Linked DNA regions of Homo sapiens: region 1 is linked to region 2. A link is an interaction called in ENCODE POLR2A ChIA-PET data of the cell type or tissue named here. Cell type or tissue: GM12878. All regions are shown on one strand. Each heading gives the region's core, and the rest is flanking DNA. Links, peaks and the distances in the headings are about the cores only.

Evidence for each region. Peaks named below come from ENCODE experiments on the same cell type or tissue, not always from the same donor. Only the 100,000 strongest peaks of a DNase experiment are listed, where the experiment ranks them.
Region 1: POLR2A ChIA-PET joins it to region 2 with 7 read pairs; 1 of 35 experiments calls an interaction of 5 or more read pairs at or near these places.

Annotation. Positions count from the first base shown.
Region 1 is chr2:64,700,483-64,708,003 of GRCh38, reverse strand. No RefSeq gene overlaps it. Among named protein-coding and RNA genes, the nearest start is that of SERTAD2, 50 kb to the right of the region's middle. In GM12878, for the core only: no CTCF peak of the experiment used is centred there; no DNase peak of the experiment used is centred there; H3K4me3 peaks cover 241 bases; H3K27ac peaks cover 1,027 bases.
Region 2 is chr2:64,934,132-64,941,652 of GRCh38, reverse strand. No RefSeq gene overlaps it. Among named protein-coding and RNA genes, the nearest start is that of LINC02245, 5.4 kb to the right of the region's middle. RefSeq lists an enhancer at 2,957-3,512. In GM12878, for the core only: no CTCF peak of the experiment used is centred there; DNase peaks (open chromatin) are centred at 2,828 and 3,702; H3K4me3 peaks cover 3,406 bases; H3K27ac peaks cover 2,782 bases.

The sequences.
Region 1 (7,521 bases), core at 1,380-5,379, 230 kb after region 2:
GGGGTGAGTTAATGAGTGGGGTCACTTTTGTAAAGTAGTGATTCTTGACCTTGGCTCATGTTGGAATCACTTGGGGATCTTTAAGCAAATACCCATGCCTCTGCCAATCCAAGACCAATTAAATTGGAATCTGTGGGTGGGGCCCTGGCATCACTATTTTTCTTTGTACTGCAAACTTCTTTTTAAAAAATATTTTAACTTTTATTTTAGGTTCAGGGGTACATGTGCAGGTTTGTAATATAGGTAAACTTGTGACTTGGGGGCTTAGTATACATGTTATTTCATCACTCCAGTACTAAGCATAGTACCCAATAGGTTTTTATTTTTTTCTGAACCTCTTCTCCTCCAAACCTGCTCCCTCAAGTAGGCCCCAGTGTCTCTTGTTCTCCTATTTCTGTCCATGTCTTCTCATTATTTAGTTCCCACTTATAAGTGAGAACATGCAGTATTTGGTTTTCTGTTCCTGTGTTCGTTTGCTAAGGATAATGACCTCCATGGAACTGGAGGCCATTTTTTTTAATGACTGCATGGTATTTCTTTTTTATGGCTGCATGGTATTCCATCATGTATATATAGCACATTTTCTTTATCCAGTCTACTGTGCATGGGCATTTAGTTTGATTTCATTTCTTTGATATTGTGGATAGTGCTGCAGTGAGCATACGCATGCATGTGTCTTTATGGTAAAATGATTTATATTCCTTTGGGTATATACCCATTAGTGGGATTGCTGGGTCAAATGGTAGTTCTGTTTTTAGTTCTTTGAGGAATCTCCACACTGCTTTCCACAATGACTGAACTAATTTACACTCCCACCAGCAGTGTATAAGCATTCCCCTTTCTCTGTAACCTCACCAGCATCTGCTTTTTCGTTTGTTTTTACTTTTTTATAATAGCCATTCTGACTGGTGTGAGATGATATCTCATCGTGGTTTTGATTTGCATTTCTCTAATGACTAGTGATATTGAGCATTTTTTCATATGCTTGTTGGAACATGTATGTCTTTTGAAAAGTGTCTGTTCATGTTATTTGCCCACTTTTTAATGGGTTTTTTTTTTGCTTGTACGTTCCCTTAAGTTCCTTGTAGATTCTGGGTATCAGACCTTTGTCAGATGTATCATTTGCAAATATTATCTCCCATTCTGTAGGTTGCTTCTACTCTGTTGATAGTTTATTTTGCTGTGCAGGAGTTCTTTAGTTTAATTAGGTCCCATTTATTGACTTTTGCTTTCATTGCAATTGCTTTTGGCATTTTCATCATGAATTCTTTGCCAGTTCCTATGTCCAAAATGGTATATCCCAAGTTATCTTCCAGGGCTTTTATAGTTTCAGGTGTTACATATAGGTCTTTAATCCATCTTGAGTTGATTTTTTTGTACTACAAACTTGTAATTCGTAGCCAGGGTTGAGAATCCCTGCCAGAAAGAGCGGGGGGGGTGGAGAGAGAGAGAGAGAGAGAGAGAGAGTCCCCGATGAAGACCAAGGAGTGATTGGATCTGGCAAGCAGGACATCAGTGGCTTTTGAGGGAGCAGTTTCAGTAAAGTGATGAGACTAGATTCCAATTTATAGCAGGAAGGGCTGGATAAGGATACAGGGTTTTGTGGTCAATGTAAAGTACATGGAGAGAATTGATGCTGCATGGCCCCGATGTTATGAGGTAATATTGTTAACTGCTACGAGTTGGATCTTTTTGAGCTGTGGAACTTTCTGAGACTTGTGGAGAGTGGGGAAGCACTGAAGAGATGCTCTTAGGAATATAAGAAGAGTCTGCAAGGCCACAGTGATGGCCTGGAAGAGTATGAATTGCATTCTGTAATTATGTGGCCCCTATTACCGACTGTTAATGATGTAACACATACAGTGCTGATGCATGTAGTGGAGTTGCTTCTAAGGCCTGAGACAGATTTTGAAGTTAGCATGTAAGGCAAAAATGGCATTGGTCAAAATTGTTCTTATAAATCTCTTAGGAAGGTGCAAGTGGGGACTGCCTTTCCATCTCCACAGGGAGCCAGCTCTCCCTGGAAGCAGCAGAATATTCTTCACTTGAGCACCAGGTGAAATAGTTGACTTGTATACAGCTAATGTTATATGAAAAAATGTGACTCTTTACACCAAAGCCATGCTCAGTTTAATTAAATACTCTCATTAAGAAGAAGTACTTGGGTCATTAATGAGGGATATTTAAGTACGGAAATTAACTGAGGGTACAAAAGAATTAGTTCCCCGTCTCTCTGCTTGTAGGTATGTGATGAATAAAATGAGGAATTGTGTACACTAAGTTGTAATTTTCAGTTTTCTTTTTCTTTTTAAATATCCTATGATCAGTTGACAATCAGTTTTCATTTTTAATTGAGCACATATAATTGAATTTGAGTAAATTAAATGCATGATGATGCAGCTCGCATCACTGCATTTTTTATTTCTCACTTGCCCAAAATTGAGAGAGTATAACATAGTCATTAAGAGGATGGGCCCTGGCTCAGACCACCTGGGTTTCAATCATGTCAACATCACTCACAATATGTGTAACTTTGGTTATGTTACTTAATCTCACTTTTCCTCCAATTTTTCATCTATCAAGTCAGCATGAAAATAGTAGCTACCTCATCTGTTTGTTGTGAGGACCAAGTAAGTTAATACAGGTAAAACACTCAATACTGTCAGAAATTATTATTGTTGTAGTAATGGTGTATGCTGATGCATAAGTGTGATTTGATGTTAGGCTACAACTTATATCACAAGGTCAGGCTTTTACTGGAGCTTAGGCTGTGGCCCAGTATATTATCTTGCCTTTCAAATCAAGGGCCAGATGAAAGAGCTGCTGACAAAGCTCAGATGTTTTACTGCAAAAAGCTGTGGGCGGGGAGGCTTATTTATGACTTTAAAAAAATTGAGCCTGCCCAAAGTGGGGGGTCTCTTTCAAAACTCAGAAAAAAACAAATACACCAATCAAGACACAAAATCATGGTCTTTGGACTAAGATAAATTGTAAATACATTGGGATGTAGTAGATTCTTAGTTAATTAAAGCTTTTTAGATTGTTTCTACCAAAACCTGTGGTGCTCTGTGTGTTAAAGGCAGACTCTTTTGGTGATGTGATATGATAAATTCACCAGATTTTAGGTCTCATGATTTTTTGCAAAGAGAGAGAGAGAGAGACATTTATTTCAAAAGAGCATCCCTATTGAAAAGGGACAATTAAATGAAGTCTAATGATGTGTTAATCATCATTAAAGTTAAAGGATGGTGGCCAGGTGCGGTGGCTTATGCCTGTAATCCCAGCACTTTGGGAGGCCGAGGCAGGTGGATCACTTGAGGTCAGCAGTTCCAGACCAGCCTGGCCAACATGGTAAAACCCCGTCTCTACTAAAAATACAAAAATTAGCCAGGTGTGGTGGTGTGCACCTGTAGTCCCAGCTGCTTGGAAGGCTGAGGCATGAGAATCATTTGAACCTGGGAGACGGAGGTTGCAGTGAGCTGAGATCACACCACTGCATTCCAGCCTGGGCAACAGAGTGAGACGTGGTCTAAAAAAAAAAAAAAAAAAATGGTGAAAATGTAATGGTGAAGTGGGGGGAAAAAAGAAGCTTCATTTTGATAGTGTGGGGGGAAAACAATACATCTAAGATAGGTCAGTTTTGAGTACGAAGCTTTTCATGTTTGGATTTTGCAATAGTCCCATTCAAATTTTTAGTAATAACTGGCATAAGCTTCCCATTACCACTTCTTTGAAGTATACCTGTCATGTTTGTAAAGATTTCTTTTTCAGAATGAAGCTGGCAGCCACGATAAACATGTTCACATTTAGAAATTGTCTATTTGAAAAAGAATTACTACAGTTTTGGTTCAGAAAATAATTAAATTAAGCTTCTTAGTGCTTTGAGACTATGGTACTGTGTAAACTTAGGAATAACATTTAGTTACCACTGAGCTTAATAGTGCCTTGAAGAATTAAAGTTCATTATTCACTACTTTTTTAAAAAGTCAGAACCATGATGAGTTGAATAATAGATGTCTTAAAAGTTAAATTTAGTTTGGTTAGTTCTATGGCTATCCCATAGCATTAGAGTATTAGAATAATTTATGCCTCATAATCATACAGTAGCTAATATTTATTGAGCATTTTTTTTGCCAGAAAAGATTCTAAGGGTTTTACATATATTAACTTATTTAATTATTACACCTCTGTGAAGCAGGTCTTGTTGTTACCCCTTTTTTATAGATGAAGAAACTGAGGCATAGAGAGGTTAAGTCACTTGCCAAAGACTTCATAGCTAGTATACAGCAGCGCCAAGATTTGTATTCATATCAGCCACTGCCAGGGCCTTAACCACCAGGCTAGACTGCCTGTACTTGAATACATAAATTCTGAGTTAGAGTTTAACATCCTTGAATTCTCATATATCTTAATTTTTAAAGAAGTAGGGCAAATTTACAAAATTAACTTGGGTTTATTGTACTAGTTATGCTACCCTGTAGAGAGGTTTCTGTTTCAAAGGTAGAATTCTTGAGAATTTAAATACTTCAGAATATTATGGGCCATTGAAACAAGACTTTGAGATGTGCTGGTTGTACTATTTAGTGTAGTAGACTGACAGGTTGTGTTACATTACCTCTTCTTGTTATCAATCTTGCCTTTGATAATACATGCCAAGTATTTTACTTACTACTCTTCAAATTGATTCTATGTCTGAGGATTTGGGGATAAGCAGTGGGTATGTTTGAGTTTGTAGCAAAGAAGAGATACTGGGTGGTTTTGGACAAAATAATTCCCTTGCGTTTTGGATGCTTTCTCAAGTAGTTTTTCTGACTGGTCAAAATTGACACAACAACCATCTGAACAAGTCTTTATGGCCTTCATTTGTTCCCTCATAGTTCCTCATATACCTTTGCTTTTTGTGCAAATTCAGAAGAGCATTATTTACAAGATACCATTATTTGAGCGGTAGCAAGTTCAGGGATGGGGAAGGTTCCGAAGAGCATCGTTCATTTATTCCGAAGATAAAACAAATTATTTCCTCAGGATGCTTCAGTTGGTTGCTGGTCTAGCCTAGGCCTTTCCCTTAGGTCTTATATCTCTAGAATGAAAAGAGAGGGGAGTTATTCCTATTAGGTCAATTTTATAAATTTTTAGGCTTACATTGCCATATGAAAAGATTAAAATTCTCTTATGTCTTAACCGACTCCAGAGTAAATTTAATTCCTTTGGAAATTATACTGATTTTATGTATGTGCATGTGTGTGGTTTGCATTATGATTTTGTGTGATTATAAAGATACGTTTGTGCAAGAGATTCAAACCATAAAGGCATAACCCCCCTCCCGCAAGCCCTCCACCCAGAATCAACTGGCATCATTTTAATGAATGAGCTTCTAGACCCCACCCTCCCCCAGGGTATATATATATAGAGAGAGAGATAGATAACTTTATATAAATAAAATCATACTATAGATGCTGTTTTGCTTTCTGTTACTTTGAGTCATGGGGATCTTTCCATGTCAGTATAGACTGTCTTTTTAAATGGCAGCATAGTATTCCAATGTGAATGTATAATAATTTATTCAACAAACCAGTATTTCCAGGCATCTGTCTTGTTTTTCATTGTACTCTTGTAGGCATTGTGCTGCTGGGAACATCATTTAAACCTAACATTTTCTCACATTTTTTTCATTTTTCTCCATGGGGTACATTTGTAGGTATGGGCTTGCTGAGTCTAGCAGAACGTACATTACAATATTTTATGATGTTGCCAGTTTGTCCCCCAACGTCTGATTGTTATGTAGTCAGATGTATCTTTCTAGGCAGGCTTTCTCCACCCTAAAATTATAAAAGTGTTCACTCATTGGAGTAGCCAGGGTTCTTGGTTGTAAAAACAGAAACTGGGCCGGGCGCGGTGGCTCACGCTTGTAATCCCAGCACTTTCGGAGGCCAAGGCGGGCGGATCACGAGGTCAGGAGATCGAGTCCATCTGGCTAACACGGTGCAACCCCGTCTCTACTAAAAATACAAAAAAAATTAGCCGGGCACGGTGGCGGGTGCCTGTAGTCCCAGCTACTCGGGAGGCTGAGGCAGGAGAATGGCGTGAATCCGGGAGGCGGAGCTTGCATGAGCCGAGATAGCGCCACTGCACTTCGGCCTGGGCAAAAGAGGAGCGAGACTCCGTCTCAAAAAACAAACAAACAAACAAACAAACAAAAACAGAAACTGATTGTGGTCTATTTAAAAAAACAAAAACAAAAATGGTATCCGGTGCTCCTAGCATTGGCAGGAAGACTAGAAATAAGGTGTTAAGGGAGCTGGGTGCCCTGCATCACAGTAAGGCCACATAGCAGGGATAGGCTGGTGAGACCAACCTTCCCCATCCCTGAACTTGCTGCCGCTCAAATAATATCAGGAATATGTTGTTTTCCCACTTTTCTTCATTGGTTTCCCCTGTAGTGTCTTCATTCTTACATGCATTGTTCCCATGTGGTAGTAAAGACAGCAAGAATCCATAGTCTTACCATTTTAGCATCCCAGAAAGAAAGAAGGCACTTCCCAATATTTTGTGTGGAAATCTTGGTGTGGAATCTCATTGGCCTGTCTTGGGATATGTATGCACCTGTGAACCAACCACTGTGGCAAAGGGGATGAAATGCACTGACTGGCCAGGCCTAGGCCATGTGCCCATCCCTGGTGCCGAGAATTAAGTCATCCAGACTGAGAAAAAAGGGAGAGGTGGTTCTCAAAGAAAAGAATGGTGAGGTTGTGAAAGAAGGGGAATAGATGCAACAAGAGAAATAAATATCCCCTGTGATTATGGTATATATTTTTAATATTTGACTGTATTCTTTTAGGGGAACAAAGTGCCATTTTACAATTTATCATTTCAGAAAATTAAACTTTTTATAAAATCTGTTCTTCATTGTACATGGGATTATTAAAATACCAGTAAGGATTTATTAAAATACCAATAAGGAAAGTAAGCTTCATTCTTTATTTTTCAATCAATTATCTTGAATTAAAGAAGGCTGTGGGGCCGGCTGCGGTGGCTCAAGCCTGTAATCCCAGCACTTTGGGAGGCCGAGGTGAGAGAATCACCTGAGATCAGGAGTTCGAGACCAGCCTGGCTGACATAGTGAAACCCCGTCTTTACTAAAAAATATAAAAATTAACCGGGCATGGTGGCCGGTGCCTGTAATCCCAGCTACTCGAGAGGCTGAGGCAGGAGAATCACTTGAACCCGGGAGGCAGAGGTTGCAGTGAGCTGAGATCACGCCATTGCACTCCAGCCTGGGGGATGAGAGAGACTTCGTCTCGAAAGAAAGAAAGAAAGAAAGAAAGAGAGAGAGAGAGAGAGAGAGAGGGAGAGAGAGAGAGAGAGAGAGAGAGAGAGAAAGAAAGAAAGAAAAGCAAGAAAGCTCTAAAGATGAGTAAAGATTTGCTTATTTTTCATTGTATACGTGGAATATGGATTCTTAAATATGCAGGATTCACACATGGTGAGGGTATACATTTTACTAAAGGACTGTATATTAGT
Region 2 (7,521 bases), core at 2,146-6,145:
ATTATTATTATTATTTGTTTTCATTCTCACTGTGAAAGCAGTTTGAGAAATAGACACAGATGGCCTCCTCGTGGAAGTCAAACCTCACCTTTATTCCTGAATAAGCAGTTAGCAAATGTGCCTTTGTTGTGAGGGCCAAATGGGTTTCCAGTCACTCCCTGCCCAATGGTTCCCTCCAGTCTAGGCCTTGGGCAGCCACCCAGGCATCCATCTGGGTCTTCTCTGGAGAATCACTGCCTTCCTCTGGCCAGGATGAGGAGGGGAAGAAGAGGCTGAGTCCCCGGCACTTATCATGGTCTTTCCATTGCTGAGCTCCACCTAATGGAGGAACATGGACACCTCTCACCCCAGGTGAGTTGGCCGTGTTAGCTCTAGAAGCACAGGGATGGGAAATCTGCGTTCTCCACCTTTGCAGGTGAGAGATAATGGTGGCCCAGTCAGGTTGGTGGCATTGGAGGGAGGAGGACAGAAAGAAGAATTGACAAGACTTAGTAACTGACTGGATGGTGTGGGTGATGGTTCTGTGTGCTCAAAGAAAAGTCAAGAATGAGGCTCAGGTGTCTGCCTCGCACGACAATGGTGGGCCATGCAATTCTATTTCCAGTCCACTTCCAGCCCTTAAGGTACCTTTGTGAGAGTTAGAAACAGGGCCTGCTGAGCAGGAGTAGCTATTGCCAAGGTGACATCCTATGAGTGGCATAGGCTGGATTCTGTCTCCCACACTCCTCCTGGCTAGAGGCCTCTGTGCAGGCTACAACCTGTATGGCCACACATTGTGGACCTGACACCACTGACTGAAATAGGGAGTGAGGAGCCAGTTGGTGAGCTGAATTTTAAGCATATTAGGTTTGAGGTGTCTGAAGACAATATGACATTGTGAGTCTGTTTCTTATTATTATTGAGGTGAAATTTGCATAACATAAAATTAAATATTTTATGTTATGTTATGTTATGTTATGTTTGTTATGTTATTTGACAGAGTCTTACTCTGTCACCCAGGCTGGAGTGCAGCCCCCACTTGATCCCTGCTCACTGCAACCTCTGCCTCCCAGGTTTAAGCGATTCTTCTGCCTCAGCCTCCTGAGTAGCTGGGATTACAGGCGCCTGCCACCACACTCGGGTAATTTTTGTATGTATAGTAAAGATGGAGTTTTGCCATGTTGGCCAGGCTGGTCTCAGACTCCTGACCTCAAGTGATCAGCCCGCCTCGGCCTCCCAAAGTGCTGGGATTGCAGGTGCCAGCTACCGCGCCCAGTCAAAATTAGCCATTTTAAAGCGTACAGTGGCATTGAGTACATTCACAGTGTTGTGCAGCCATCGCTTCTCTCTGGTTCCAAAACATTTCATCATCTGCAAAAAAGATTCCATACACAATAAGCAGTCACTCCCCATCCCCCTCCCCTCAGCCCCAGGCAACCACTAATCTGCTGTCTTTATGGATTTACCTGTACTGAATATTTCATATAAATGGAATCCTGGCTGGGTGTGGTGGGTCACACCTGTAGTCCCAGCACGCAGGGAGGTTGAGGCGGGAGGATCACTTAACCTCAGTTCAAGCGAGACCTCATCTCTACTAAAATTCAAAAAAATAAATATTGAAAATAAAAAATAAATGGAATCCTACAGTGTGTGACCTTTTGTGCTTGGTGTCTCTAACTTAGCATTTGTTTGTTTATTTCTTTTTAAGACTGGGGAAAAGATGGGAAGAAGCCAGTAGAGAAGGGAGATGTTGAAAACACAGGAGGGAAAGAGGAGGTGAGCAATAGGATGCATCCCTGAGAATGTGCTGGAGGGGGTGGTATGGGACTGCCTCTACACCTGCGAGGGCTGCCTCTCACGGAGGAAGCAGGAGCGATGAGGCAGATGCCGACAAGATCCTCCTGATAGGTTTGGTGGCAGCTGAGGGGATTTCCACCTAATGGTTTCTGTTTTTTCTGCGAAATAAGAGCTTGACCATCTACTGAGGGGAGAGTAGTGGTATTGTAGGTTTGAAGAAAATGATGATAATTGGAAATAGCTGCTGTGGAGAAAGGGCACAATCTTGCCGGGGAAATAGAGGAGGTTTTCTAGGCAATGTTGAGAGCGGAGTGAGGCTGGGGTCAGTGAATTCACAGTAACATAAATCTGTGGTGTGATCTGGTTTTATCTGCGGATCTCAGCAGCCTGGACGTGAGTGAGGTGTACGTGTCACATTTGGAGCCATGGCAACCATCCTGTGACCTGGAGGACAGAAGTCTAAAGGTAAAGTGAAAACACTGAGGATGGCGGAGCAGAGGATGGTGGGCGTCCCTCAGGCTGTTCTGTGCACAGTAGTGAGGATGACTCTGTTTGGAAGTCAGAACTCATTGCTCCTCTCCTCAAAACCCACTGATGACTCCCTCCCTCTCCACGAATAAAATTCCACATCCATAAAGCCCCATGTGATCTGACTCCCCACTGCCTCTTTGATCTCATCCTTTTACTCTCCCCCTCCCTCCCTCCAAGCCAACCTCTGGCTTCCTTGTTGATCCTTGAATGTTTCCAGCACGCTCCAGCCTCATGGCCTCTGCGCTAGCTGTTCTGCTTCACCTGGGATGCTCTCAGCCTGGAGTGATCTCAGCCCACACCTGGCCTGTTCACCCACTTGCTTCAGCTCCCTGTGTAAATGTCACCACCTTGGAGAGGCATCCTCTGACCACTCTCTTTCTAATGCACCCCTTTCTTAATCGTTCTATTCCCTTTTCCTGCCTTATTGTTTTTCAGAGTGCATATTAGCACTTTACACTTTAAGGACTTGTTTATTCTCACACACAAACTCTTACACTTCCTCATACGCACATGCACTCACACACAAACTCTCACACTCATATGCACTCACGCTCCCTGATACATGCACACACACTCTCTCACTCACATGCTGACCCGCAATCACTCTCACACATGCACAAATGTGAACTTCCAGAGAGCAGCACCCTGGTCCATTCCCCAACACCTAGAGCAGCACCTGGCATCTAATAGGTATTCAACAAATCTTTATTGAATTAATTAATGAATTAAAATAAAAAGCTAGGGGCTGGGTGTGGTGGCTCACGCCGGTAATCCCAGCACTTTCGGAGGCCAAGGCAAGCACATCACCTGAGGTCAGGAGTCCAAGACCAGCCTGACCAACATGGTGAAACCTTGTCTCTACTAAAAATACAAAATTAGCTGGGCATAGTGGTGCATGCCTGTAATCCTAGCTACTCGAGAGGCTGAGGCAGGAGAATTGCTTGAATCCAGGAGGTGGAGTTTGCATGAGCCAAGATTGCGCCATTGCACTACAGCCTGGGCAACAAGAGCGAAACTCCGTCTCAAAAAAATACAAAAATAAAAATAAAAAGCCAGCGTGCTTCATGTTATTGAGTCACTGAACTGACCCTGGAGCCACCCAGGCGCAGACTTTTTGTCATGGGAGAGTTGTCAACTGCCAGGTCCTGGGAGAAAGCAGCTAAGGCTGAAGCAGGGGGGCAGGGCGTGGGCACCCGGGATGGCACCCCTGGCACTCTGGTCAGAGCCCGCCCACTTCACCCATGGCCTGGCCCAGCTGGCCTGCCCCAGCCCTGCAGAGAAACTGAAACCAGAAATCTAGCTCTGAACCCTGGCCCCTCGCGTGTACGACAGCCCATGTGCTTGGTTCCTGCAAGAGAAAAATCCCACACTTCTCCAACCAGGACAAACCTGGTGTTTTCAGAACTTCCTGTCCCCAGGTTCACTGGTAGAGAATGGATTCAGTTGTAAATAGCAGGAATCTGAAAATAGCAGCTTCAGCAAATTAGGGGTTTAAGTTTCCCAACCGCACAAGCCTAGACTAGAGGTGTGTGGGTCAGGGCAGGTGCAGCAGCTCTGTGCTCTCAGTGGCCCTGAGTCCCTGTCTGTCTCTCTTCTGTCCTGAGCATGTGGTCCTGATTCCCACTTTCCCAAGCAAAGCCAGGGTTCTGATAATGAGGAAGAGAGGTGACCACGGCCAGAGTGTAAGCCAGTGGTTTTTCTTTTTTTCTTTATTTGCCATGGAGCCTAGCTCTGTCACCTGGGCTGGGGTGCAGTGGCATGATCTCAGCTCACTGCAACCTCCGCCTCCTGTGTTCAAGCGATTCTCCTGCCTCAGCCCATGAGTAGCTGGGATTACGGCCATCATGCTCAGCTATTTGGTATTTTTAGTAGAGATGGGGTTTCACCATTTTGGCCAGGCTGGTCTCAAACTCCTGACCTCAAGTGATCTGCCCACCTCAGGCCAGTGGTTTTCAAACTTTGCGTGCACTGGAGTTGCCTGGAGGGCTTGTTCAAACTGAGATTTTGCTCCTCCTCTCAGTTTCCTCCCTCACCGGTTTCCCAGTGATGCCAGTGACCAGGGACCATTCTTTGAGAACTACTGGCAACTGGTGTTGTCTGCTACCCCAGGTGATGTCACCTGGAATGTAAGAGAAATATGCAGAGTGGGAAAGCTGGCCACTGACTTACTGGCTTATCCTTAGAGTGGTCACCATTGACTTACAGGGACAACCTCAGTGTAGCTAAGTCTCATCTTATTTGGCTGTGTCCTCCTTCAGGCCCCTCACTTCCAGCACTCCTCGCACCTTCCTCTGTTGTCCATACAAGAAACTGGCTTCAGGACTTTCTGGCCAAGTGTGTGTGTTTGCACAGAATGCTGAATCCAACTCCCAGGTGCCCAGAGAAGTCAGGACTGGGCTGCTCCTTGCAGACTTTTTGTGAGAGGCTCCAAGCTGCCCTTCCTGGCTAGCAGGCTCTTCTGGAGAAAGGATGTTTACCTTTCACAGGTGAGGGCAGAACTCATTGCCACCTTTTGTTGTAAGTTTCTAAAGACACATGCTGCATGAATGTCTTAATGTCCTGCCCTAAGAAAAGTTTTCCATGCGGACAGGTACCCACCTGTGCTTTTGTGGAAGAGGATATATATTTTTTAATTGAGATATAATTCACATACCATAAAACCATCTTTTAAAAATGTACGAATCAGAGGGGTTTTTAAAAGTATATCCATGGAGTTCTGTAACTATCACCATGAATTCCAGAACATTTTCATTACCCCATAAAGAAACCCCACACCCTTTAGCCATTACTCCCTAATTCCTGATCCCACAGCACTAGCCCCCAGCAAACAACCTTCTGTCTCTGTGGACCTGCCTATTCTGGACGTTTCATATAAATGGAGTCATGCAACATGGGAACATTTGTTTCCGGCTTCTTTCACTTAGCATAATGTTTTCAAGATTCATCCGTATTCTAGCTTGTGTTATTCTTTTTATGGCCAAATAATATTCCATTGCATGGATGTATCACATTTTGTTTAACCATTCATCAGTTGATGGACATTTGAGTTGTTTTTTTTTCTGTTTGGCTATTACGGATAATTCTTCCATGAACTTTCATATGTGAGTTTTTGTGTGGAAACGTTTTCATTTCTCTTGGGTACATACTTAGGAGTGGAAGTGCTGGGCTATACTATATGGTATGTTAATCTGTTTTGCATTGCTATAAAGAAATACCTGAGGCTGGGTAATTTATAAAGAAAAGAGGTTTATTTGGCCCACAGTTCTGCAGTCTATACAAGCATAGCACTGGCATCTGCTCAGCTTCTGGTGAGGCCTCAGGAAGCTTTTACTCATGGCAGAAGGTGGAGGGGGAGCAGGTATGTCACATGGTGAGACAGTGAGCAGGAGAGACGAGGAGGTGCCAGGCTGTTTTTTAGCAAACAGATCTTGCCTTAACTAATAGAGTGAGAACTTGCCCATTACCATGGGGAGGGTACCAAGCAATTCATGAGGGATCCGCCCCCATGACCCAAACGCCTCCCACCAGGCCCCACCTCCAACACCAGGATCAAATTTCAACATGAGATTTGCAAGGAACAAACATCCAAACTATATCATATGATAACTCTAAGCTTAACTGCTGAAGGAACTGCCAGACTGTTTGTCAAAACTTCTTCATGATTTTACATTCTCCCAGCAGCGTATGAGGGTTCAACTTTCTCCATATCCTCGCCAACACCTGTTATTGTCTGTCTTTTTCATTGTGGCCATCCTAGTAGATATGAAGTGGTATCTCATTGTGGTTTTGATTGATGATGTTATTTTACAAGAATATGTCTGAATGGTACTCATGAGAGCTGTCTCCAAATATCTGAGGGCTTATTAGTTCTAAGGGGGGACTTATAAGTTGCTATGGTTGTGGGCCCAAAGTTGGAAGACTCTGCTCATCAAAAGGAGGCACCAATCACACAGCAAGTCAGCACCTCATGTGTGTTCAGCACTGTTGAAGTTAAACCATTAGGCTCGTACTTTGCGTCAGGCTTCTTGCTAAGTCCCAGGGATCTAATAAATCCCAAGCTCCTGGCAATCCTAGGATGGCTGCCTTGTTATCCCCATTTTAGGAATAAGGAAACCGAGGCTCCTCTAGGTTAAATCACTTGGCCAAGGTCACACTGAATAGGTCTGGGTTTGGACCCAGTTCTGCTAGACTCTAAACCCAGTGCACTTAGCCATTACACTCTACTATTGTGAAGGATATGGAAGCATAACATGTGAGGCTTGGTTTCAAACAGTTCAGTTGTAGGCACAAACCTAAAATGCATGAAATAGTGATGAATTAGAGGAAAACAGTGGATTATTAATTACTGAGGTATGGGGTGGTACCATTCTTGGAGGGAGCAGGAGTTTGTGTCAGTTAGCATTGACTAGATTATGTATCAGTAACAGATAATCCCAATATTATAGTGGCTTAAAGGAACAAAGATTTATTTCTCATGCTGCATGTCCGTTAGGAGTCCACAAGGAGGCTGTGCTTGTCAGAGTCACTCAGAGTGATGTCAAGATATCACTCAGAGTCACTCAAGCTGATGGAGCTTCCCTGCCTCCATTGTTGCTGGTTGCTTTGCCAGAATGAGCAAGATGAATGAATCTTGCACTAGCTCCTGTCTGGCAGTGACACACCTCAGTTCCATTCACCTTCGCTCACCAATGCAAATGATGTGGCCACACCCAACTTCAAGGGGGGAGGAAGTATAATCTTTCCATGTTCCAGGTGGAGTACTAAAAACACTTGGTGGACTACACCAACAACCGCCACCGAGTTTGTAGACAGAATCATGTAGGACTTGTGGGTATTGAGCACCAGTTCAAGCCAAGGGCAAAATGAAGTCTCCATTTTTACACAGAAGAATCTAGGCCTGCAAATAAACAGGTCAGTGAACTATCCACTAGGAAACTCACTGGAATACAAGAACATTTATTCATTACTCTAGAAACACCAAGAGATGGTGCCCCATGCATGGACAAGCAGGGACCACCTTGGTTCCACCTTCCTGCGGAACAGTCGTCTATCAGCTTGCATGGTATTCTTTCCTTAATGTGACATCTTCATATGAAAAAGCCCTTGTTTTCAGCAGCAACCCAGTTAGGTCTCTTTGGTTATTTTTGCATTGTGTACCTCCCATCACACGTTAGGGTTGGACAAAGATCCAGGAAGCCAGGCTTGGAAGAGAGG